3 separate regions of the Homo sapiens genome follow, and all the other regions are linked to region 3. A link is a loop called in an ENCODE intact Hi-C map of the cell type or tissue named here. Cell type or tissue: heart right ventricle. All regions are shown on one strand.

Region 1 (8,000 bases), 60 kb before region 3:
ATTTTCTTTCATACAGAGTTTGGAATTGCTTTAGTTTTGGTGGGGGTTGAAGAGGGGGGAGGATGAAGTTTTGTCATATTTAACAGCTGTTATAAAATTTCAATCCTGTGGGCTCTGAAAATACTTTTCAGCTGACCTCAGATTTTTATGCGTAATTGACGTTGTGTCATAGGGAAATATTATTTGCTTAACCTTCCATTGTCTGTGATTTCACATTGTCTTTAGTCAGATGACCTGACTACCCCCATTTCAGCTCTGCGCCCCCCCTACCCTGCACAGCCATACTTTGATTCATATGTGCGTTTTAAGTTTACACCTTTAAAGTGACTGTGGAACGGTAGCCCAACGATTGGAGATTTTTTTTTCTGTCTTTCTTCTTTCTTTTCTTTCTTTCTTCTTCTTCTTCTTTTTTTTTTTTTTTAGTCAACAGTGTTTCCTTTCACTTCCTGTCACAAAGGTCAAAGAGAGCCGACCTTTGCTGGCAGTCCTGCTCACTGAATTATTCATGGGATTGACTTTTTGTCAGCACACACAGTTGTGCTCTGGGACATTTTATTCATTTACCTCATTTAAAGCGCCTTTCTGCACCTGTTCAAGTATTAATATCGTGTAATTTGGGCCTAATGCCGATTTTGCTGAACACTCATTATATTTTTTATTAGCTATATTTCCAAACGATTATGTATGATTATTACCAAGCCTTACAAACAGCACCGGGTTATTCCCTAGCCCTTTACATCTTCTTGTCAGGTTGTTTTCAGAAGCGGGGAGGATAAACATTTGACCAGTCCCAATGTTTTTATTCCTACTCCATCTCCAAGCAGAGAACTTAAAGCTTCCTCCCTCATGGCTTTGCACGAGCGTGATTAAATCCAACTCTGCTGAAGCTGTACAAATGCCAGCATTTATAAGGTCAACGCTTTTGTTAAAAATGCTATGTAAATGAGGATCTGCAAAAAGGGACATTAAATAAAATTAAATTCATTGTCTTCTTTAATGTCATTTACATTTTGGCTAAGCCCCGGCCTGTCAAGGAGGATTTTAAAAATAATATTAATTACACATCATTTAGGGATCCAAGGTTTTCTATTCAGTAGCATTTGGATAACCTGCAAAACGGAGACTGTTTATTAACTTCTTAAATGACAACTTGTCATTTCATCTGCATAATGCAATGAAAACAGTATAGTTTGGTGTTAATTTTTCCTTCTCAGTTTTCTTAAAGATGTGAATATAATTATCATTGGATAGGCCTTGGGGTCCTGGAGATCCTCTCTTGGCGGAGGCTGTGCATTGGAGATGCTCTTTGGTTCAGGGTCTGTTTTAATACATTGGGCCTTCAGTGAAGGGAAAGTATTGGCTAGAAATTTGGCAATATTAAAACACCTTTTGGATGAATGGATGTGGCTACAAAGAATCTGATTCTGGCTGGCACCGGCCCCATTTGGCTTCGCCGGGCTCAGGTGTGAATGGCTGTTTTATTCCCTGGCAGCGCCAGTAGGGAGAGGCAAAAAGTTCACTGCATTCATTCATCCTTTCAATTTTTCCCCCTAAACTTCTGAAAATAAACAGAAAAGGAAGAGCTGCATTATGGAGGCACAATGGCATGCTTTCATTTAAAGAGGGAGGCGCCAGGAACAGTGCCCACTTTGTAGGTTTGCCCTGCCCATAAGCTTGAGATGCGGGTGTGCACCACGCCGGCTGCACGGTTAGCCTCCGCTGTGTGTCACAGCTTGCGTGGTCGCCTGCCGCGGTGGGTCAGGGCCACCACCAGGCCCAGGCCTGCATCTCTGGCCTAGGCCTAGGAGGCCTGCGAGATTTATGGCTGCCTGAGCTGGGTAAAGACTCCACCGCCAGGCCAGTCAAGGGCTGGGTTTGAAAACAAGCTACACACCCACAATGACTTCCGCATCACTCTCCACCAACTCGGATTCCCGTCTGCCTGTGCAAGGGTGAAAACCTCGTGGTGTTGCCTTCCCCAGGCCCTGCAGCAGCATGCAGCCGGGTATGAACGTGCAGGGGTGGAGGCAAGGGCTGGAAGCAGGGCTGTCAGAAGCTATACTCTGGGAGGCATGTTGACGGAAAGCATCCTGCACCGCTGCGGCAGCCTTATCAGGTGAGGAGCGAAGATATTGCAGTGCCTGTAATTGTGTTAGGATGGCATGGGTGAATTGGATTACTTTATGGAAAGCCGTCCAAACTCGAGGTTCTGTTACGCATGCTTACAGGAAGCAAATAATTACTCTGTGCACCAGAAGATAATTGGGGCTGGCCAGAGGCCTTCTCGTGATGCCGAAGAAAGCAGGAGAAGCTGGCCTCGTCAAAGCCTTTAGGAGACAGACCAGGAGGACGGTGATCTTTGCTAGGCATAGGTGGCTCACTGTGATGCTGTAATTGTTGGTTACTTTTTAAAGATGGTGAATAATTTATCAGAATTCAAACAGTGGCAAAGGGAGACACGTTGAAGAAGATAAAAATTCCAAGCTCTAATGATGGAAATTGTCATTGCAGACAGGAAGTGATTGACAAGTGGGGGTACAGGAAGTGAAAACTCAAGGAGCTTAACCTGCAGTTGGCAAAGCTTCTGCAGCCTACACTTGGAGAAAATGAAAACCATTCCCTCCGTCAGCTTGCCAGAACACAAGCTCCTCTTGTTTGTTTATCTTAATAGCAAATCTCCCAAAAATGTTTGTGGTCCAAACTCTATATAATGAGACATTATGCTGGCATTATTCATGCTTTAATAAAAATATGGCTATCATTTAGAAAAATTAGTGCAGTAATTTCATGGGTTAAGGGGTTTTTTTTTGTTGTTGTTCTTGTTGAATTTTATAAGCTTCTTAGACTTTGGGGTAACCAGCGTTCATTAAATTGTAGAAGCTTGAGAAAACTGTTTTCAAAACGATGTTTTCAGAAAAAGGTCAGACATATCTGTCAAAAGAGTAAATGCTATAAATTTGCCAACAATTCGATAGAGAGCACTGCAGGGAGGGGTATAGGGAAACTCTTATTTTAGTTGTTTTTGAATCACTCATTTCCCCTTCCCCTTAAAAACAACACAAATGAAAACGATCCCTCTCCAATTCCTTCGCTGGAAGTTGCTCAGCTAGAAAATACTCAAAATTCATGCAGGGCTGTGGTGCCCGAGTGGATGGGGCGCATCCTCTGCAAACGGTGGTGGGGGCAGCAGCCGCGCCTTCCCAGTAATTCACTAGGAAATGAGTTTAACATGTGCGGAAAGGAAGGGGCTCGCGGTTGTGTTGTTGTAGGACATGGAGCCCAGGCCCCGCGAACGGAAGGAGTCGGCTCCAGCGTGTCTCTGCTGGAAGACGGAGCTGCCTGCACATCTGGAGAGGAGGCCGTGCATTTGCCCAGACAGGCAGCTCCAGCCGCCGCCCCTGCCTCCGCCCCCCTCCCCTCCCTCCTCCCTCCTCCCTCCTCCCTCCACCCTCCACCCTCCTGCCTATATTTTCCTCTGTCCCTCTCAGCAGAAAGCAGTTGGGGGCAGGGTGCCATGTTAAAGCACAGAAGGAGACAAAACTTTGGCAGTGTTTAAGGCCCTAAAAGCATTTGCCCTTGTGATGATGAATTTACAAAGGGAGAAAGACCAACCCTGACCATTGAGGCCTGCCAGCTGAGTCCAGGTTTCCACAATGGTTTGGTAAGGAACTGCACCCCCTCCCGCTTTCTCTAAGTTTTCATTGAATCAGAAAGCTTGCACAGAGATGGCCAATCTGGATGTTAGGGAGCTGCTGAAGAACAGGTCTGGAGGCCTGTGCCTGGGCTGGGGCCATCCGAGGGTGACATATGTGCAGTACAAGCCCGGGATTTGATTATGGGCATGGGCAGGCAGCGTGCGCCTTCCCCAGGCGTGCATGTGGGGATCCCTAGCAGGGTCACCCCAACTCTGGGCAGTGATGGGGCCTGCATCAAAGGTCACGTTCCCCCACGAGTCCCATCACTTGGAACAGGGTCATTTAGGCCCCATGGGGGAGTGTCCCTTTTATTTGAGGTAACACCCAGGAAAGCCGGCTTAGTCTTCTTGGCACTGGAGCCTGGGATGCTGCTCACTGGTTTAGGGAGGGGCTCCTCCCTGAGTGCCCCCTAAGTTTTCTTTTTCTCTTTTCTTTTCTTTTCTGTGTGTGTTTTTGAGACGGAGTTTTGCTCTTGTTGCCCCAAGCTGGAGTACAATGGCACGATCTCGGCTCACCGCAACCTCCGCTTCCCGGGTTCAAGTGATTCTCCTGCCTCAGCCTACCGAGTAGCTGGGATTACAGGCATGTGCCACCATGCCCAGCTAATTTTGTATTTTTTTTAGTAGAGACAGGGTTTCTCCATGTTGGTCAGGCTGGTCTTGAACTCCCGACCTCAGGTGATCCTCGGGCCTTGGCCTCCCAAAGTGCTGGGATTACAGGCATGAGCCACTGCACGAGTGCCTCTTAAGTTTTGTAAGAACTTCAGCACCAGGGGATATGGCTGGCAGGGGCCTAAATGCTCTTCTGACAGATTAATGCAGGTGTCCTTTCCAAGTTTTCATTGTCAAGAACCACACGTCCGGCTCTGCAGAATGACATCCCATAGTCAGGAGGAAGGACTGGGAGATGCAAACAGCCTGGGGGGCAGGGCATGAAGCAGGGACATTGAAGCCACACCAGCAACAGGCACCCCTAACCTGGCCTTGTCTTCCTCTGCATCTGATGCAGATTTAAAGGTGTTCTCATAACGCTTTAAAAACACTGAATAGACTATTTTTTAGAGCAGTGTTAGGTTTACAGAAAAATGACCAGAGAGTACTGAGTTCCCATATCCCCCCACCTCCCCCCACCCCCCAGTTTCCCCCAGTGTTAACGTCTTGCTTTGGTGTGGTATCCTCATTACACCTGAGCCAATGCTGATACACGAATATGAACTAAAGTCTGCAGTTGACATTGGGTTCACTCTTGGTGTGGCACATCTGGTGGGTTTTGGCAAACGCATCGTGGCACGTACCTGCCATCGCAGTGCCGTGCAGAATAGTTTCACATGTGCTCCACCTAGCCACCCCTCCCCCTTTCCTGAACCCCTGGCACCCCTGGATCCTTTTACTGTGTCTCTAGTTTTGCTTTTTCAGAATGTTGTAGAGTTGGTAGCATACATTATGTAGTCTTTCCAGGCTAGCTGCTGCTGCTTTTTTTTTTTTTTTTTTTTTTTTTTGAGACGGAGTTTTTGCTCTTGTTGCCCAGGCTGGAGTGCAATGGTGCAATCTTGGCTCACTGCAACCTCCTTCTCCCAGGTTCAAGTGATTCTTCTGCCTCAGTTTCCCAAGTAGCTGTGATTACAGGCATGCGCCACCACACCTGGCTAATTTTTTGTATTTGTAGTAGAGACGGGGTTTCACCATGTTGGTCAGGCTGGTCTCGAACTCCTGACCTCAGGTCATCCACCTGCCTCGGCCTCCCAAAGTGCTAGGATTACAGATGTGAGCCACCGTGCCTCACCCAGACTGGCTTCTTTCACTGAGCAGTAGGCATTTAAGTTTCCTGCATGTCTTCTTGTGACTTTTTAGCTCACCGATAATACTCTCTTTGAATATAATTTTTTTTTTCTTCTTAAAGGTTACTGGGCACTCTGCTTCCTTCCTTTCAGTGTCTTGGTGTTTTAGAAGTGAAATCCTTCACTCCTGAGCTTGTCAAGGTAGCAGGTCATGTTTCGGTGTTTGGATGTCATCAGTGGGGTTCACCAGGCTTTCAGAAGTTTGCCCGTCCTGCCCTTCTTTTTTTTTTTTTTTCAAAGCATTTGGTTCCTTTGCAAAGAAAGAAATGAAAACATTTTAACTTTATATTCAGAATTTAAGTGGCATTGCTCAATTTCACTTATTATAAGGGGTTTATTTCCTCAATAATACTATTTTGGAATATGTAAATAGTATAGGCCATAAAAGGAAAATGATTAAATTATTGGGAAGGCAAATATACTGCACCGTGGCATAAGAACAGAATGAATTCAGCATTCAGTGCAGTTGTTGGCTTTTTTGGTTTAATAAATTAAAGTACAAATTTTCCTAATTGCCAAACAAAATGTTAGGCCAGCTTTAGCCATTGCTGACAGTAAAACACAACATAAAACCTGCTGAGAGTTATATGTGGTATTTAATACGAGACAGAGTAATGCAAGGGTTTTTATGGTTAAGTATGAATTCACACCCACAGCATTTGTTTCCCATTAGGAAAGGTTTGTAAATCAGATCAGTGTGCCGGGATGGGGTGGTCCCCCGGCGGCCCCTCTTCCTTGATATTTGGTTATTGGAAATGCTGCCAAAGGGAGCTCCCTGTCCATTTCCATTTTCTCAATGAAGCGGCTCGTCCCCTGACACGAGGAAGATTGGGTCAGGAAACAAGTGGGGGATTGGATTGGACGTGCTGCTGGTCCCCACTGTCCGAGGTCATCGGCCCGATCCAGCCACTGGGCAGCCGCCATCAGTTACCAAGACATGGGCTGCCAGGTCCCCGGCCAGCGAGGCCCCAGGGAAAGGTGGAAGGACCTGGGAAAGTGCTTGCAGAGGGGGAGGCCAGCGATCACTATCATTTATTAAATTTGACAAGCAGGTTCTAAATATAACAGCCCTTTCCCCAAAGATCATTACCTTGAACAAATAAATGAGTTATGCAAGTTAATAAATGGTGAGGTTCCCCATCCAGAGGTGCACCTTTGTGTGGCTCAAAAATAGACTCTGCCCTTTCCTGCTCCCCACAATGTGGGGGCACTGATCCTCTCCCTCTTCTGTTGGTCACCGGAGCTCTTGCCTGGGACGCATGGCCTCGTCTGCAGTGTGGCACGCCAACAACAATCCAAGAGAAAGCTCAGAAACAAAAATAAACTTGTCTTGGTTCAGAATATTATGACACATAGATGTGCCTTAGAGTTTTAAAAATACTTCTTTCATACGTGATTGTGAATAAAGCGAGGCTTATGAGACATTTAACTTTAAGGAAAAATGTTATTTGGCTGCTCCGAGTCCTGCGGTCAGCAGCATATTTACCGGGTTCGGGACATTTGTCATGACAAGTAACTGCCGCTCATGTTTCCTCAGACCCCATTCTAATTATTTTCAGCAATTACAGCATCCAGAACCCCATTCCAGCCCCAAACACATTTGTTCCCATTTATTAGACTGTGAGCAGTAACTAATTTACATTGTTTCAGAGTTGTGTGTTATGGTAATTTATTGCGTGTGCTGGGGGTCAAACAGAGTTGACCAGTCGCCAGGGCGGGTCCGCGCGAGGCCAGGACCGAGGGCCCAGCAGTGAGAAGCAGGGAATCCGCGGGCATGTGATTTTAAAACGGCTACGGTCTTTTTAATCATGTTTTGATTTATTCCCTGTGACGTTACTTGCTCTGCTCTTACTCCCTGTCTGTGTTTAACAAATCAGAGCCAGGAACAGGATTTTTTTTTTTTTTTGGAAGGAAATAGTAGCGATATCTTCTAACGAGTGGAAACTTTTACTAATGCCCTGAATAAAATATTTGTCAGCGGCCTCCACTAAACGTAAAAGCACTCCACAGAGAAACAATGTCTTAACTGTTCCCTTCTCCTTGTAGCAGGTTTTGTTATCAAGTTGAGGAAAAAGGCTTGTTTAGGCGAAAATAATGATCATAAATAGAGCTGTATGGTGAGGCTCGAAGGGAGCGGTGACAGGGGCTGCTATCATACCTGCAATTCCAAGGAAATATGAGTGTTCTGATCCAGGGAAGCAGTAATTATCTTTTTGTGAAGAATGTACAATGGTGTCGGATGATGAATTGATCGCAGATTGGACGCATGGTTTAACTGTCATGTTACAGAGATAAGAGAGAGCTCCGGGATCCTGCACCGCTTCTGCTAGTTCACAGCCAGCCAGTTTATTAGCACAAATCCCAAATGTTTAGTAAACTCATTAGGTTCCATCTAATGCTAATTTATCATCATAGATGGAACCCTAGCAGTGGAGGCCGGAGGACTGTACGGAATCCGTGTGATTTAC
Region 2 (8,000 bases), 74 kb before region 3:
CTGATACTCCAGGGGACTTGGCCTCCAGGAACTCTCGGCCCAGGCTTCTCAACGCCGGAAATGCAGTTTATTACTCTTTGGAAGGATGTTAGGGAGGTAGGCGGGTGCCCTGGGCTAAGCCTCGATCAAGAAGGGGGCATTCGCCCGGTGCCCTGGGCGCTGGGCCCTGGGCCCGTGCAGACACCGCGGCAGGCCTCGCGCCCTGGGATTCCAACTTGGCCGAAGTTTCTGGGTGGGGGTGGCTTGGAGTCCGGTACCAGCCCAGGTCCCCGTCTCTGGGCCTTGCACCAGGCACCAGTGGAGGATCTGAGACTGAGGAGGGGTAAGGGGAAAGTTTCCTCTCTACGCGCGCCGAACAGCCCCCTTCACGGGTGGGTAGTGGGTACCGGCGGAGGACGCTGGCACGCGCGGTGGCTCGGGCACTGAGTGGCTGGGCAAGGAGGCCAGGGTGAGCCTAGGTGCGGCTCCTGGGAGGTTAGAGCCCCCGCTAGACTTCAGCCAGGTTTTTTGATGGTGCCACGGATCAGTGGCCCAAGCGCCGCCAGGGCCTTCTGCCCTGCGCCCGGCACGCCGCTCCCAGAGCCGGGCGCCAGGGGCGGCGGGCGCTGTCTCTTTAAGGTCACTGCCTGCTCCGGCACGACATGGGGAGGACAGCTGGGCACTGGCCATCTGACTGACTCCGGCTTGACATCTGGGAGCCCACTGGTGTGTGGCACGCGAAGCGCTTGATGCCGCTATTTAAATGCAAATGTGAGGGGGCTCATTGAAGCCTCTCCCCGTAAATCCGCACAAAAGGAATACTTCCCACCCTCCGAGGAGGAGGCGGCGGCGGCAGCTCGAGGGCCACCCGTGCAAATCGCGTTGGGCGCGGGGCCCTGAGCGGTCGCCGCAGCCGTCGCGGCCCGCGGGGTCCCCGGCAAAGGTCAGGCTCCGCCCAGTCCGGCCCCCGGACGCCGGTCTGGCCCCTGGGAGCGCTCTGTGCACCGAGGTTAGACCTGCGGCCGCCGTGGGCCTGCAAAACTTCCAAAGTAGCAGCCTGTTTCTCCTCGTCTCCCTTCTCCTGGGTACCCAGCGCCCCGCCTTCCCCAGAAAGGGCGAGGGGTGGGGGCAGGGCTCCCTCGGGAGGTGGCCAAGCGCCGGGACGCGCTCCCAGCGTTACTCAGGACACTTGGGATTTGGCCTGCAGCCCCCTTCCCCATCCCTGGCCTGGCTGCGGTGTCCCTTGCTCCCCTCTGCTGCTGCTCCTGCCCCATCAAGTCGAAAATCTGAGGGTGGGATGGGGTGGGGGACCAGGGGGTACCCTCCCAGGCCGCTCCGCAGCAGGCCGAGGTGGAGACCCTGCCCGGTAGGCGAGTCCTTGTGCCCACAGCTCGGAGCCAGCAGCGGAGTGACAAAAAAGATAAAGTTGGTGAATGATAAAGACCGTATTTTCCACGCTTTGGGTGCGGGACCAGATGATCTAGAAAATGAGCTGAAATGGATTCAGCCTCCGAGCCTGTTGTGAGAGCAGCTGATTCCCCCATTTCGGGCCAGATGGCTGCTGAACACAGATTTGCATTCATTTTCGCTTAATATCGTCCAAAATAGTGGGGCAGCTGCATTTGTTGTCAAAAAGGTTTAAAACCCCTTTTCTTTCTGGGGCAGGATCGTTACCTTATGTGATGGGCTTATAGAACTTTTTTTTCCTCTTTAGTCAACAGTATCAGATTTAGAAGGATTTGTTTTTAAACCTTCTAATTTGGTAATCAGATTTAAATCGCCTTGGCGCGTGTAATCTGAATTAAAGATACTGTAAATGATTTTAAGCATGATACTTTCGTTAGCGCAAGGAAGGGGCACCTCTAGCACAGGCTGGACATTTTAGGAAGTGTGCTATAAAGGAAGCATTGTTTCCTATTTCCAACTTCATCTTTCCCGAAAAGGCACTTTGCATATTCTGACAATAACGCTTGCCTGGCCGCTTGCCCTGCGTGAGCCCCCGAAGCAGCTAAACACGCAGAGACAAAGCGTTTCTCAACCCCACCCTCCCTCGATGGCCAACTTTATTTTGCGTTGTTTCTCCACGAAGAAAGTGTTCCCTCCTACACCAGTGTCTGCCGAGAGTGGAAAGCGCTGGGCTTATTAGGAATACAGAAATTTTCTTTTAATTTATCATGAACAGTTTCCATACACTTTGATTTAAGGTTATTAACATTCTATAGACAGTGGCATCTTTAATATGTGGCTATCGCTTCTAAAGACTAATCTCATTACCCTCAAATAGTCATAAAATATGATTTTATTATACTTACGTATTTAATTAGACGGCCGGCACCGTAATGGATTTTGAGATGGGACTGGCGCAACAGCTTTGATAATTCACTTATCTTTGGCAATAGTCATTAACCCCCAACACCAGCAAAATAGATCTCTTTCCAACACATCTTTTTTCTCACTCCTTCCAAGAGGCGTGGGGGTCCCCAGACAACGTGAATCGGACTTCGACTTTCCCGATTAATTAAAATATTAACGTACACACGCTGCCAATTCACGGGAAAAGGGAGTGCTGCCCCAGACCCGGCGGGAGGAGGCTGCCCTGCAACACACTTGCGCCCTGCAATCTTTTTTTTTTTTTTCTTTTAATCAAAAGGGCCTGATTTCTCTTGGCAGGGAAGTGCCTAGGACAGTTCCTGGTCGTCCCCTGGGTCTCTGCTCCGTGTCGCGCAGACGTCCTTTGGGCGGGCCGCGCTCCTGGGCGCGGAGTCCCGGCTACAGGAGCTGGGCCGCGGGGCCCACAGTCTGCCCGCGCCCGGCTGCCCTCCCGATTCCTAGAAACCAGGTCGGGAAGCCGCGCGCCGCGCGCTCACCCGGGTCCGGCGGCTCCGAGGGCCGGGCCACAGCGCCCGCGGCGTCCGCTTGGTTTTTGGAGCAGTTGGCTCCAGGGCGGTCTGGCCACCGCGCAGGTCGCGCAGCCAGACACCCGGCTCCGGGTCGCCGGAGAGGCCGGGCGCGCTTCCCGTCGGCCCGGAGAGACCGGAGCCTTCTTTGTCACTCGCTGTGCGTAAGAACAGGCCAGGGGCCGGGGTCTGCCGCGGCCACCGGGGGAGAGGGAGCATCTGGCAGACCCTGCCTCCGACGTGATTCCCTGCCCGGCACTCGGCGGCCTCCGCCGGGGTAGGAAGCTTGGGGTACCTGGCGGGGCTCAGACCGGGACCGGCCGGCCCTGCAGCAGCCTTAGGTCTGCTTAGAAATCAGGCTGAGCTGCGCGTCCAGCCTTGGCCGGGGAGCCCTGGGCACCCCTCCTCCCAGTCCGTTGCCCGCTCCTCCCTCCGGCGCCCTCCCTGCGGTCGACCTGCCTCTTCCCACTTCTCCTTCGGGCGGCCCCAGGACAAGCTGCAGCCCCTTGCATTTATTGCATGCATCTGGGCAACTTGGGGCGCCTCAGCATTTTACAGCCCCCCGCCCCGCCCATCGTGTTCGACTGTGTGGCAGGTTTTGCAGGGAGGTATTAAGGGGCCAAACTGCAATTGTGCAGTGGCTGCGTTTGTTTCTTTTCAAGATTTATTTGGGCGAGTAGTAACTTCCTTGGCCGCGGCTGGACGCGAGGAGCCGCGGTGCGTGGCGGGGGGCGGCGGCGGCGCTCGGTGGCGCTCGGCGGCGGCGGGGCTCGCGGGGCTCGCGGGGCTCGGGCCGGCTCGCGGCGCCGTCAGGCAGTCAGTCGGCGAGCGCGGCGGCGGCGGCGGCGAGGGGCGCGGCGAGGGGCGGCCGCTCCCATATATGGCGCAGGCACCGCCCCCCGACGTCACCCTCTGACAGCGCCGCTCCCGGGGGCTTCGAGTTTTGGCTCCCGGGAAAGGGTCCATTCCTCGGGGAGAGAGGGCTGAGTTTTGTGCGCCTCCGTCCGCTGCGCGCGCCGCTCCAGGCCCCGCCGCGCCCCGCCTGCGCCCGGGACTGCGCCGCAGCACTCACTGCCCCGTTTATTTGTCTTTGGAGCAGGCGGGCCGCGCCAGAAGCGGGCGATCCCGCAGTGTCCTGCAGCCGCGGACGCCGCCTGGCTAGGATGACACCACGTTGAGCGCGCCTGCAAACAACAACAACAACAAGCGCCGCCGCGGCCACCGCGTCCTGCTCCTTCGAAGCGCCGCCGCCGCCGGTGGAGCCGCCTCCGCGCCCCTGGCCGTCCGGAGCGCCCGGCCGCTGGTGTATGTCGCGCCTGCCCGGGACGGGCTGAAGCCGGCGGCGGGGCCGGACCGCAGGCGCCGAGCAGGGCGAGGGCGGCCAGGGCAGCCGCCTGCCGCCAAGCCCCGAGCGCCGCTGCTCGAGGAAACGCTTTCGGCCGGGAGCTGCGGCCGCCGCCAGCAGTTTTCATGTTTGGGATTCAGGAGAATATTCCGCGCGGGGGGACGACCATGAAGGAGGAGCCGCTGGGCAGCGGCATGAACCCGGTGCGCTCGTGGATGCACACGGCGGGCGTGGTGGACGCCAACACGGCCGCCCAGAGGTACGTACCGGCCGCCCCCGCGCGCCCTGGCCCCGGCCCCGGCCCGGCCCGGCCCCCTCCGCCGGCCGGCGCCGCGCTCCTCACCGGGCCGCTGTCTCTTTCCTCCCGCAGCGGCGTGGGGCTGGCGCGGGCGCACTTCGAGAAGCAGCCGCCTTCCAACCTCCGGAAATCCAATTTCTTCCACTTCGTGCTGGCGCTCTACGATAGGCAGGGGCAGCCGGTGGAGATTGAAAGGACCGCTTTTGTGGACTTTGTGGAGAAAGAGAAAGTAAGTGCAAACACACGATCACACCCTCTCTCTTTCTAGAAGCGGGAGGCAGGCGGTGCCGGTGCGCGGGGGTTCGAGTGCCCCCCTAGGCGGCGGGCTCGGCTCCGCCAGGCCACCCCGCCGCCGCCACGTGCGGCCGCCCGGGACCGCCGAGGGCTGGGCAACTTCTCTGCGCCCTCGGACTTACTCGGGGCGAGGAGAACGCTGGGCTTCCAGCAGGAAAGTGACATCACCGCGCTGCTTCGAGCTAGGAATCCTGCCATGTGTGAGGCCGAGAGCCTCGGTCGCGGAGGGGGACCGAGCGTGGTGGCCGCGCCTGACACCGATCGCACTAAATGCAATTATTTATCGTTACTTTCAGGAGCCAAACAACGAGAAAACCAACAACGGCATCCACTATAAACTCCAGTTATTGTACAGCAACGGTAAGTGCCTGCTGCGTGCTCGCCGCCCCTGCAGCGGCTGGCTCTCCTTTTCTGCGCTGGTGAAAGGACATAAAGATTTGAGATTAAAATGACATGGATGTAAACACGAAATCTTCTCATGGCATAGAAGGAAAACAAAACATAAACGATCAATAAGTCGATGGCACTTCACATGATTAACCGGTGGGGCTTGAAGTAGAAAGTAAGAAAAAGATCGATACGGGCTCCAGCAGAACATCACTTTTAAGTGACTTTTTTCAATTTTGCAAATTAATGTTAATTATTAGGATGGGGGTAACTCCATAAACGGAGCATAACTTACTTCCTGTGAACGAGTTTTTTTTTTTTAAATCCTCGAGAGACATTAGAAAGAGTTCAGCCTCTCACTCAGTTTCCATTTGGTGCTTTTTCTTTTCTAAAAATAAACGACCACATGGGCCCACCGCACACAGCTACCAGGCCTGCTCTCCACCAGGCAAGTTCCTTGCACCTTGAAATGCAAGCCCTAAGAGCCTTAAGGTTCTTAGTTAAGAAAAGAAAAAAAAAATTAAGCGAGAAGTGGTGGGGTTCTCTTTCTCCCTTTCAAAGGGATTGCCTAAGTTCTGCTGCATCACCGTGGCAGCAGTCCTGAGTTACAGACTTCCTGTGCTCCGTGTGCCCTCCCCGAGGTGCAGCACTCAAATCCTGATGAGAATTTGTCTCTGTTTTTTTGCAGGAGTCAGAACAGAGCAAGATCTGTATGTTCGCCTCATAGATTCAATGACCAAACAGGTGAGAAAGTTTATGCCTCTGCACGAGTTTTCACTGCTGGGCCTGGGTTGTCCTGGGCTTCAGAGGCAAGGGCACTGACAAATGGATCTCGTGTATTTGTTTTCCATTGAGTTTCCTTGACATGCTAATGAGAATTCCATATTTATTGGAATGAATGAAGCGATTGGTAAAATAGTTTATGTTGTCATTAGAACAGGACATATATGCTTTATTAAATGTCTTGTGATTGGAATCATATTCTGTCTTAATTAATTATGGTAATTAATATTTGACAAAAATTTCAAGATGTCCCCCCTCTTGTTTATTTTTAAATGCTTCTCTCTCTGCTAGGAATCAGTTCATTTGGATTTTTTTTCCTATAACAAAGGCAGCTAACTCCTAAGCCCATCGAGTTGGACTTGATTAGTTCATTTTTTTTCTCCTTTCCAGTGTGATGGTCTAGTAACACGAGACGTTTATTTGGATTTAAAAGTTAAATGTGTTGGGGTGAAAAGTCACCTTGTTCTCCTCTAGTCCATCTTCACCTCGCAGCCCCCCAGCTCCATAATTCAAACTCCAAGCTCCAGGGGTCACTCCAACCCGTCCACTGCTCTGCCCCCTCTCCCACCCTCTGTCATACCTTGTAAATAACATAATTACAAGCAGTTCCTTATTAAATTATTTAACCTGTCTTGGTCAACTTTTCCGATGATAACTATTGGCTATCAGTAATGTGATTAAGTGGAGAAAAGTGCGTCACTGCTTTTTGACATTGTGCAGTCTCTGGCTGCTGGTTTTGTGCTGGGTGGTGTGTTGTTGTTGATTTGGTTGTTTTAAAGATTTCCCCCCGCCCCCATTTTCTTAAAATAGAGTGTTGTGGTGGGGAGGGGGGCAGGTCCAGTTTGTAGATTAAATCCACTCGGCACAGATTGTTTTAAAATATACTTCCAAGCTGGACTTCACACTTAGAAATGAAAGTGGCTTCTTCGGTTTTGATGCTAACTTTAAGAATTGTGAGCCAAGTAAAGGAGAGCTCGTTGGGGCTTCCTGCAGCCCAGCACATATGCCTCCCACTCTCTGCATGCAATTAGTTTGCACATTTTATTTCCCCTTTAAAAAGTTTGTCCTTACCTAGGTAGCAAGGGTGTTAGATTTTAATGCCTGCAGTGGTAAACCAGTGTGCTTTTCTCTTAGAGTAAAACAGATCTGACAGGTAAACTAAGGTCTTTCTGACAAAGACAGAGGCGGTGTGCCCTTCTGTAATTATTTCACTCGATTCAGAGAAGCCTCTGGAACTCCGGCTGCTGGTTGACAGGGTGATTTTATTTCCTTTGTATATAATGGCTAAATGTTTTCGGAAATCGCTATAGTCTAATTAAGAGGTTTATGTAGGCAGCCCTAAGTTTCTCTGTTGTTGCACAGAGGAGGAGGAGGCTTCGTTTTAAGTACACTTTTATTGTTCATTTAGCCTTGTACCTTTGCAGTATAAACAGGGCTGAAAATAAAGGCATTTAATCTCCTCTCACTGACGGGCATGGAGGGGCAAAAAAAAAAAAAAAAAAAGGAAAGAAATAGCCCAGTAACTGATCAAAGAGTCAATGGCGCTGAACCGACAGTTTATGGATTTCTGTTTGTGCTACAAAATAAAAAATAAATCAAATATAAATACGGCGATCCATCGGAGGACAAGCCACTCTCTCAGAAGCGCTGGTGCCCGCCGCGGCCACGCGCCCTGCAGCGCCAGGCGACTCGTTGGCCTGCGGTGACACCCATCACTTCTGTGGTTCTGAGCCGGGTCCAGGCAGGAGGCTGGGTGAGCGGGGTTCGCGGGGAACCTTCCCTCTTCCCAGGAGGGCAGCCCCGGGCTTTCACCAGAAAGGGCTTTGTCCGCCTGGAAGTAGAGGAAAGTGTCAGAAGTGCCCGGGGAGGTTGGAAGGAATTTCCAGATAATTTTCAGGGGTGGGGGCGGGAACCGGAGAAGAGGACATCCCTCCCCCTTCCGTGGAATTTTATGCAGGGAACTTGGAGCTCCCGGCCCCAGCCTCCCGCCCCTCCCCCAGTAGACTTTTTTTTTTTT
Region 3 (8,000 bases):
GTGCGCTGTGATTTGCAGATTAGCTGGAGAGGCTCGTTCCCGGCGTCAGGAAGTTTGCCAGCAAGTCTTTGTTTACCATGCCAGGGGAAATTGTCAGAGCTGGTAAAAATTTTCTTCAAATTTTTTCATCTTCCTAATCTAACAGTTTACTGAACTTGATAAGTGTCCTATCAACATGTTAATCAAATTACTTATGAACAAAAATTGACAGTTTTCATTAATTATACAAGATTATTCTAATTGCAATTCAAATTTATTCATTTAGAACAGAAGGTATTCAGTAATATTTTACAAAATTTGCATATTAAATGGAGGGAGTTGTACATTATGTATGATAATGTATGCACATTTTCTTATTTTTAACTTCAGGGCCATATGTGGTGCTGTTGTCGGAGCAGGTGAAAAGTCTGAGTGTGTTTAATTTGCTTGACAAACATTAGGCTGGGGCTTGTCAAGTGGAGTATAGTGAATGCCAATCTTTATTTACTCCTTATTGATTACCCCAAACTCTAAACATCTGCATACCTTGTATAAATTTCCACTTATGAAGCTGAAATTGATGAATGAAAGCCCATGCCATTTCCCGGGGATTGGTACATTTCAGGAGTGAATCACAATCAATTATTGTCATAGGACTATTGAAATATAAAGGGAGAGCTGGGAGGGAGGGCCCAGCGCCCTGCTCTCACGATTGATTCAGGCAGGAGCCTGTTCCGAACCGTGTGTGCCAGATTAGCCCGTGACTTCATGACGAGCATGGGAAGTATGCTAATTAACGGCTGGCTGCCGGCGCCCTCCCCTAAAATGGGAAAATACATATTTGGGGGTTATGATTTGATGGCGACGTTCAAGTGCGTTGTCACAGATTGGGAAAGCGTTTTCATCAAGCTGGCTTGTTATGCCTCGTTTCGATGTGGTTTAAGCAGCAGTCTTATTAGGTTAACCCTGCTCAGTGAAAGCAAGCAGGCTTACTTTCTGATTAGATAAAATGTGCAGGCATAATGGGAAAAGTCATTAAGTGATGAATGTACTCTTAGACATGGACTAATCATACTCTATTTATGTAGCTGGTTCGTAGCTATGACCCTCTCGTGTGATTCTTGTGCTATATTTATGGTCAGTGGTGATTATCATTAATTTGTAACGCACATAAACATTCATGCAACACGGCTCACTCTCTGAGCCGTCACAGGAGGCCTCATTCCCGGTCTGGACCCATGGTGTTGCTCACCTCACAGGTGTCCGGCATCCGTGGCACCAAAATCCCCAAATAAGTGGAAATCGCCAAACAGCTCATTGCACTTGGCTCCTATGGTTCCAATGACAACAGTTTTATATGGAAATTGAGTTCATCAAATTAATTATTCACTGCTTTTACGGGAGTGGGTTCCAAAGCAGGGGCATGTGCACACTGTGAAGACCTACCCCTCTCCTGTTTCCTTGGGGGCACCCCAGCACCGCCTCCTGGCCCCAGGTAGTTTCATAAGGGCTCCAAAGAGGAACCCGACTAAGAGCCCCGCTACTCATCAGTTGGAGCCTGGGACCCGGGGAGAGACCCGGGATCATCCTGCTCAGTCAAGTTCACTTGACTCTGTCATTTCTTGCCGCTGCTGAGAAATGCTTCCCCTGCCAGTGTCCCAGCCCTGGGTCCTCAGGCAGGCCGTTGGCCAGAGAGAGGCGGGCCCATCAATCTCCCTTAACAGCCTGATTGGCTGCAGGTCAGCTGAGAGGAAAAGGTTTGAGATTGGGACGGGTTTAGCCAGGAATCTCGGAATTTCCCGGATAATTGGGGGAGAGTGACGCCAAGCTCTTCCTGTCACTTTTAGATATTTCTGAACTACCTCTGTAATGAATTGGAATGCCTCTTACCAGGGCCTCAGAGACGCCGTGAGCCACTGAAGTTTATGCTCTCCAATTATCCAGAAGGATTCTCAAAAGTGGGCTGTGGGCCTCTGAGCTCTGTTGTGCTTGTAATACATGGCATCACCTCCTTGGGTGGCAGACCACCGGGCCACGGATCCACAAAGGATGGCGCGGCCTGCTGGGGACCCTGTATTGGTACAGACATCACTGCAAGTCTGACTCAGAGCTAATTGCAGATAGTTCATTTAACTCTGACTTCTGCAAAAATGGATGTAAATATGGAGGGAAACACACAACAGTCGTTTTCGTGAAGAACGGCCTTAGGACAAAGACAAAGAATAAAAAATGTCTTTTGTATTTACTTGAAACAAATGAATGGTATCAGGTGAAAAATATCTGTCTGTGCTTGTTCAGATTTAAGGCCTACAAATTTGCACCTTATTCCAATTTCCTGCATGCACGGGAGGAAGTGCGAATAGCTTATTCAGAGGCAGATTAATGCAAAAGAGCTGAGAGGGCACATAAATCTACAAGTAGTGACTTGTACCATCATGTAGGTGTAATGATTATCAAACTGGAATCAGGGCTCAGAGTATCAGCTTAACACAGAGAAAATTTGCTTGATGGGAGAGTATTAAAGTCATGCTATAATATATCCATATACTGTGACTAAATTTTATAGTTCATGAAGCATATTAGTATTACACTATATCCCGGTACATTCAAAAGGTGATTTCCATTTAGATGCTCATTTTTCATGAAGATAAATATGACATGAATCATAATTTCCCTGAAGTAAATATTACAAATAATAAAATACTCAGGCAAGCAAGTTGAGGAATGACAGTAATGTTTTCCATTTGTATGGTAAGTGGCGAACCTTGTGGCCTATCAAGTAACAAATTGAATGTTTAATCTTTCTCCATGCAGATTGAGGATGGCAAAGTAGCGCGGTCTCACAACAAATTGAGAGTTCTCTGGTGACTCGTGGAGTATCAGCTCTTTTGCCTTCAGAGGCCAATAGAGGGTGTCAGCAGAGCTTTGTCAAAATAGATCACGAGCATGAAGTTGTAAAATTGCAATTTACAACAAAAAGACTTTGGGATAACGGGCAAATCTTAGGCATGCTAAATACATAGCAAATATTTAGAGAGGCTTTGTAAGCAATTTAAATATTGTTAGGGGAAGTTGCTTAGCATCTGTGGAGCATCCCAGCGGTAAAGAAAGAAATGTATCCTATCAAATGGTAAATAGTCTATTCCAAATGATAAAAATATTCTTTAGATACTAGCTGATCGAGTTAAACTAATTGGTTGACGGTGCCTTAAAGCCGTGCCCAGTATTAGGCTGGCGGAGGCCCCGCTGTGCACGTCACACCTTATGGTGTTAATGGCGCTCTTTGTGCTACATCATCTTTGCCGATTTGCCCTCACATTTTGGAGTCCCTCCGGGCCTTGGGGATCCTGGTGCAGCAACAGCTTGTTTCCCTGGGATCTCGATGCTGGCCTGGAGCCGGCCTGCCGCCTGGGGTCTCGGCAGTCCAGGCCACAGTTCAGGGTCACTTGTACCACACAGCCCGGGGATGTTCCTTCTGCTGAAGGTTCTGTTGTATATTAATTTTAAGTTGCAGTGTCTGCACTGCAAGATGACACCACTCGCATTTTGATTAAGGATTTTATACATGAAAAAATTTTCATTATCTGAGTTCCCAGAGACCTCCCTGATTGGTTGGCTGTCTGACCCACAGCTGTGTCTCCAAGCGTCGGGGTAAGGACTCGGGCACATGAGTGTGCCCTGCACTACCTCTGGTACATGAACAATTAATGGGGCTTTTGACTCTCAGGGAAGTCAAGACTCTTCATAACCAAAAAAAAAAAAAAAAAAAAAAAAAAAAAAGGCACTTCAATGGGCTTTGCTCATTTTCCCGTTGATTTCAGGGAATGTGGAAAGAGTCACTGAGTTACAGGGTAGTAAAAGTGGTCGGGGGCTGCCTCTGCATGTCCTGAGCCTCTACGGTTTGCATTTTTTTTTTTTTTTTTTGCAGATGTGACATAGCCATGGGAAAAGAAGTGGAGGAATATGGCCTACTTCCCCTCCCTGCACCCAACAGGACATTCATTATTTATCCTGGTTGTTTTCCTCTTTTAACTTCTGCCCAAATTATGAGTGAGGATATCTGGTCATTAGAAAGTGAACGGAAGATTCCCCTGCATCTGTCTTCTCTTATCAAATGAGTCAAGGGAATGTGTGTGGAACTCACTGGGAATGTGTTGCTGGCTGTTTAGCGGGTGGGGGGTGCAGGGAGGCTGCAGAGTTTGGGGAGCAGGTGGATGATGGAACCGTCCGACAAGAAAGCTGTGCTCAGGCAGCAGAGCCCACATATCAGTGGGACGGCCCAGCCGCAGGAGGGGTCTGTCCCAAGTGTGTTGCAGGCAGGAGCTGCTCCCAGCCCAAGGCTGCCCGCCCACCCTGGCGTTTGCTGGTTTCCGCTGAGGCCCGTCCGAGAAGCCCTCTAGTGGGGACAAGCGGGACCACGCTCCTGTGCCACGAGCTCTGGCCTTGTCCCTTTGGCCCCCATGCTCTCTGTAGACCCTGCCCCAGCGGGAGGGCAGTGACATGGAGGGGCGTTGGGGTCTTCTCTGCAGGGCACATGCTGCTCTGTTCACCTGCCAGGGCTTTGGCGGCCAGCAGAGGGGACCACCATGTCCTTTGCAAAGAACCAGACCAGGGCCTTCTGCAGATGCTGGGCTGCCTTGTGGACAGCTGCTGGTTCCTTCCCATGAGCTCTTGGAAAGTTGCACAAACCCCGACTGGAGGGGCTGTTGGGGAGGGGACAGGGGTTCCCGGTCCACCCCCTCTGCTGTCACGCCTCTGGCCTGTGCGCCGCCACCATCTGTATAGGCCCAGGCCTGCTGCTCCCTCTGCCCACACTGGGGTTTTGATAATTCCCTACCTTTTTTTTTGTAATTGCAGAATCATAAAATATTTTAATTTCAAGGTTAGCAATTTTCTCTTGCATACTTAATTTATAATTAGCTGGTTTATAAACCTGTTCTGCGAATATAATTTTACTGTTGCCAAATGTTCTTCATGAATAATTAAGGACAAATCCCTATTTATCAAATTATTAATATACCTAATAGCCTTGTTTTCATAAACAATGCATTGGAGCTGGATTTAAAGAAAACCTTCTCAGAGGGATCTGGTGTTCGGTTCCCACCGCGGCCGGGACCCGCTCTGGGCATCCGCACAGAGGGATGCTTGTGCTGCGCCGATGTCGTGGCCCCGGCCTTCTTTCCTCCACAAAAGCGCAGGTATCAGTAGCTGGACAAACACAATGGCCATTCACCAGTGGGACTGGGCCTCCGCGGCCTTGTGAACAATGTTGTTATTTGTTCTAGCAATTCACCAGGAGCATTTTGGAAGGAAATGTAACAGATGAAACCCTCCTTTCAGCCTTTAACGACCTCTTTAAATCCTGCCCCCATCAGGAGTCTACCAGTTTTCAAAGCGAGGAAAGCAACTTCGACGCGCCAGTTTGGATCTAAGGACGCAAAAGCCACCGCCTCGGGCCCTTCAGTCTGTTGACTGGGACCATGTGAGGTTCAGGTCCAGAAGGCGGAGGAAGAGCCATAGCGGGTGCTGCTCCCCGACAGGAAAATGGAAAATCACGCGGAGGGCGTGACGCATGCTCGCTGCAACTCCTTCCTGGAGCACGCCCACGTTCCATCGAGGACAACGAAACTGTTCTTCTCCCTGTGCAAGAAATTCAAGTCCTTTTCTCACGAAGAGAAGGTTCCCAGCTTACCCTATCAATAGTTTGAACAATTGGAGAAAAATAAGCAAACCACGAGGCCGATTGGGATGGATCAGCAAGGAGTTTCTATGGCATGGTCCCGGGCTTCCCTACTGGACGTTTTAGGGACTGAGCATCTATGAGGAGCGTGGGGGCGGGTTAGCTGATTTTGTTTGCCTCTTACCATTCGCCAGGTTTATAGTCAACGCTCTGAAAGGAGATCAGGGCCGCGGCGCCTCTCTTCTTGGGGCTGGCATGTGCGAACCCACCACTCGCCATGTGTGACTCCATGTGCATGATTCATTCCAGAGCAGTTTTAGTCCTCATAAAATATTCATTTTGGTTGTGCAGGGCCCTGTAATTGCCATCTCTCACCCTGAATTATTTATACCTTGCACAGACTGACAAAGCTTTGCCATGCGGCCCTAGATGAATCAGAAACACGGATCTTTGCTGCCAACAGCATTATAGTTCCACAAAATATGGCACCAACGTCATTCTGGGCTGCCTCATCTCTAAATCCAGCTTTTCTTGATTTGACATTTTCTTTACTCTTCCATTGTCTTAGCCAGGCAGAAAGGTTGCCTCTTAACTGTAAGCAGCAACCTTTCTTGCTTGCATTATAGCCGCTGTGCTTGAGAGAACTAATGTATCTTTATTGCCCTTACTTTTTTATGCTCGGTAACAAGACAGCGCTTGGGCTCACTTTAGAGCCATATATTATACATTAGCGATAAAATGATGCAAATAGTCCTGAATACTCTTCAAACAGATAGTGGAGATCAGGCTGGATCAAGCTGCTTGTCACAAAAACAGAAAATGAAAGGTGACGTGCAAAGTTGGGCCGAGTGGCATGCTCCCCAGCCGTGGGCTGTTGCAGGCCCAGGGCTGAGGGTCCCAGGTGGGGCTGCAACTTGTATGGGCTTCTTTGTGGGCCAGTGCCCCCGACTCTCAGCATCCTAAATGCATCTATTCACCTCCCCCCCCCCCCCGCCCACAACCCCCACCCAGCCTCTTCCCCGGGCCTGTGCTTACCCTGACATCTCCATGTTGCAGCCAGGCGCTGATCGGTATTTCCTTCTGTTTCTGCATTCCAGTGTTAAAACCCCTTCTTGACCAGGGGCACTCAAGTGTGCGTCTCTCTGTGTCTCTCATACATAGTCTCCTGCACCCCACACGACAGGAGAGGAGCGGTTAGAAGGACAGACATTGGAATCACATCTGAAGATTTAGGAGAACCGTGCTAATGTGAATTAGGCACTGGTAGGATGGAGCTAACTCCCCTGCAGACCTTTTAAAACAAGAAGGGAAAGAAACCCAGTCAGCTCTGAATGTCGGGAGCTCTTGTTTCTGAGCAGAGACAATGACGACCTGCAAAAATCCCAGGGAAAAAAAAATTCCCACATACCAGAGGGCCGCAGAACAGATAATCTGTGAAATATTCCAACACAGCTGCCTGGTGGCGTGGGGAGCCGAGCAGGGTTTACTGAGATTTTAACACCTTGGTCCTTCCCCGAGCCACAGAACGGGATTAATTTATGGCTCCTGGCTCATCAACAAAGGGAGGTGAAGAGAGAGGGCTCGGTGCTGTTCCGAGTAATGGATGACCTGTACACACATTTCTCTTGTATATGTTGACACGCAGGAGTAATGAAGTTAAGGCTTTGCACACATGTGCCCCTCATTAAGCTGCATTACCTGCATTAAAACTAATAATTGCCACTCAGAGCTGTGCGCCCATTAATCATTTATAATGTTTTAATAAGTTTTTAATCAGGACCTAAAAGGCTAGAGAGCCGCATAGGCAGGTCCAACACTGGTGTCCTCCGTGCATGCACAGGCTTGATTTAAAATGTGATTTTTTTATTAATAATTCAGCCTACAAAGATGATAGTTCTTAATTAAGCAAGCTGGTGTGGATGGGGGAAATGTACATCCGAGGAGGAAAGGATTAACAAGATCTTTCCCACTTGGAGATGGGAAGCAAAAAAAAAAAAAAAAAAAAAAAAAAAATTAAAACCAAAAACAACACCCCCTCACCCACATTTATTTTGAGAATGACCTCCCCAGCCATCAGGAATCAGGATGGCGAAAGAAGCATTCCCGTGATCTTCAGATCCCTAAAAACACACACGCGTATGGTGGGAGAGGCTTGAAACCCTAAGTTGGGATAAGCATAGGCACTTAATCTCTGCATAACCTGTAAAAGCCTCCCCTGGAGCTGGCAACAAGTCAGGGGGGTGCGTCTGTTGTGAGCCAAGTGATGCTGGCATTTTTCTTAAATAAGGAGCTTCGTGATCAGAGCTGGCAAATAGAACAGTGTCCAGAGGGAGAGAGGAAG

What was found. Peaks named below come from ENCODE experiments on the same cell type or tissue, not always from the same donor. Only the 100,000 strongest peaks of a DNase experiment are listed, where the experiment ranks them.
Region 1: a loop joins it to region 3, with 3 times the contacts of the local background. A loop is called at or near these places in 24 of 110 quality-filtered maps.
Region 2: a loop joins it to region 3, with 5 times the contacts of the local background. A loop is called at or near these places in 40 of 110 quality-filtered maps.

The regions. Positions count from the first base shown.
Region 1 is chr10:129,945,453-129,953,452 of GRCh38, reverse strand. All of the region lies in intron 6 of EBF3 (EBF transcription factor 3), which reads left to right. Among named protein-coding and RNA genes, the nearest start is that of EBF3, 15 kb to the left of the region's middle. RefSeq lists an enhancer at 3,527-4,361. In heart right ventricle, no CTCF peak of the experiment used is centred here; DNase peaks (open chromatin) are centred at 3,322 and 7,252; H3K4me3 peaks cover 5,236 bases; H3K27ac peaks cover 8,000 bases.
Region 2 is chr10:129,960,115-129,968,114 of GRCh38, reverse strand. EBF3 (EBF transcription factor 3) reads left to right here and starts at 3,841. Exons shown (of 17, transcript NM_001375380.1): 1 at 3,841-4,480; 2 at 4,592-4,748; 3 at 5,110-5,173; 4 at 5,889-5,944. The coding sequence starts at 4,347. RefSeq lists enhancers at 1,087-1,707, 2,743-3,714, 7,189-7,860 and a silencer at 7,562-7,766. In heart right ventricle, no CTCF peak of the experiment used is centred here; DNase peaks (open chromatin) are centred at 3,794, 4,674, 5,024, 5,894 and 3 weaker places; H3K4me3 peaks cover 5,477 bases; H3K27ac peaks cover 5,178 bases; H3K27me3 peaks cover 6,802 bases.
Region 3 is chr10:129,885,706-129,893,705 of GRCh38, reverse strand. All of the region lies in intron 6 of EBF3 (EBF transcription factor 3), which reads left to right. Among named protein-coding and RNA genes, the nearest start is that of EBF3-AS1, 33 kb to the right of the region's middle. RefSeq lists an enhancer at 1-884. In heart right ventricle, CTCF peaks have their summits at 4,196 and 4,396; DNase peaks (open chromatin) are centred at 1,681 and 4,365; H3K4me3 peaks cover 1,037 bases; H3K27ac peaks cover 3,717 bases.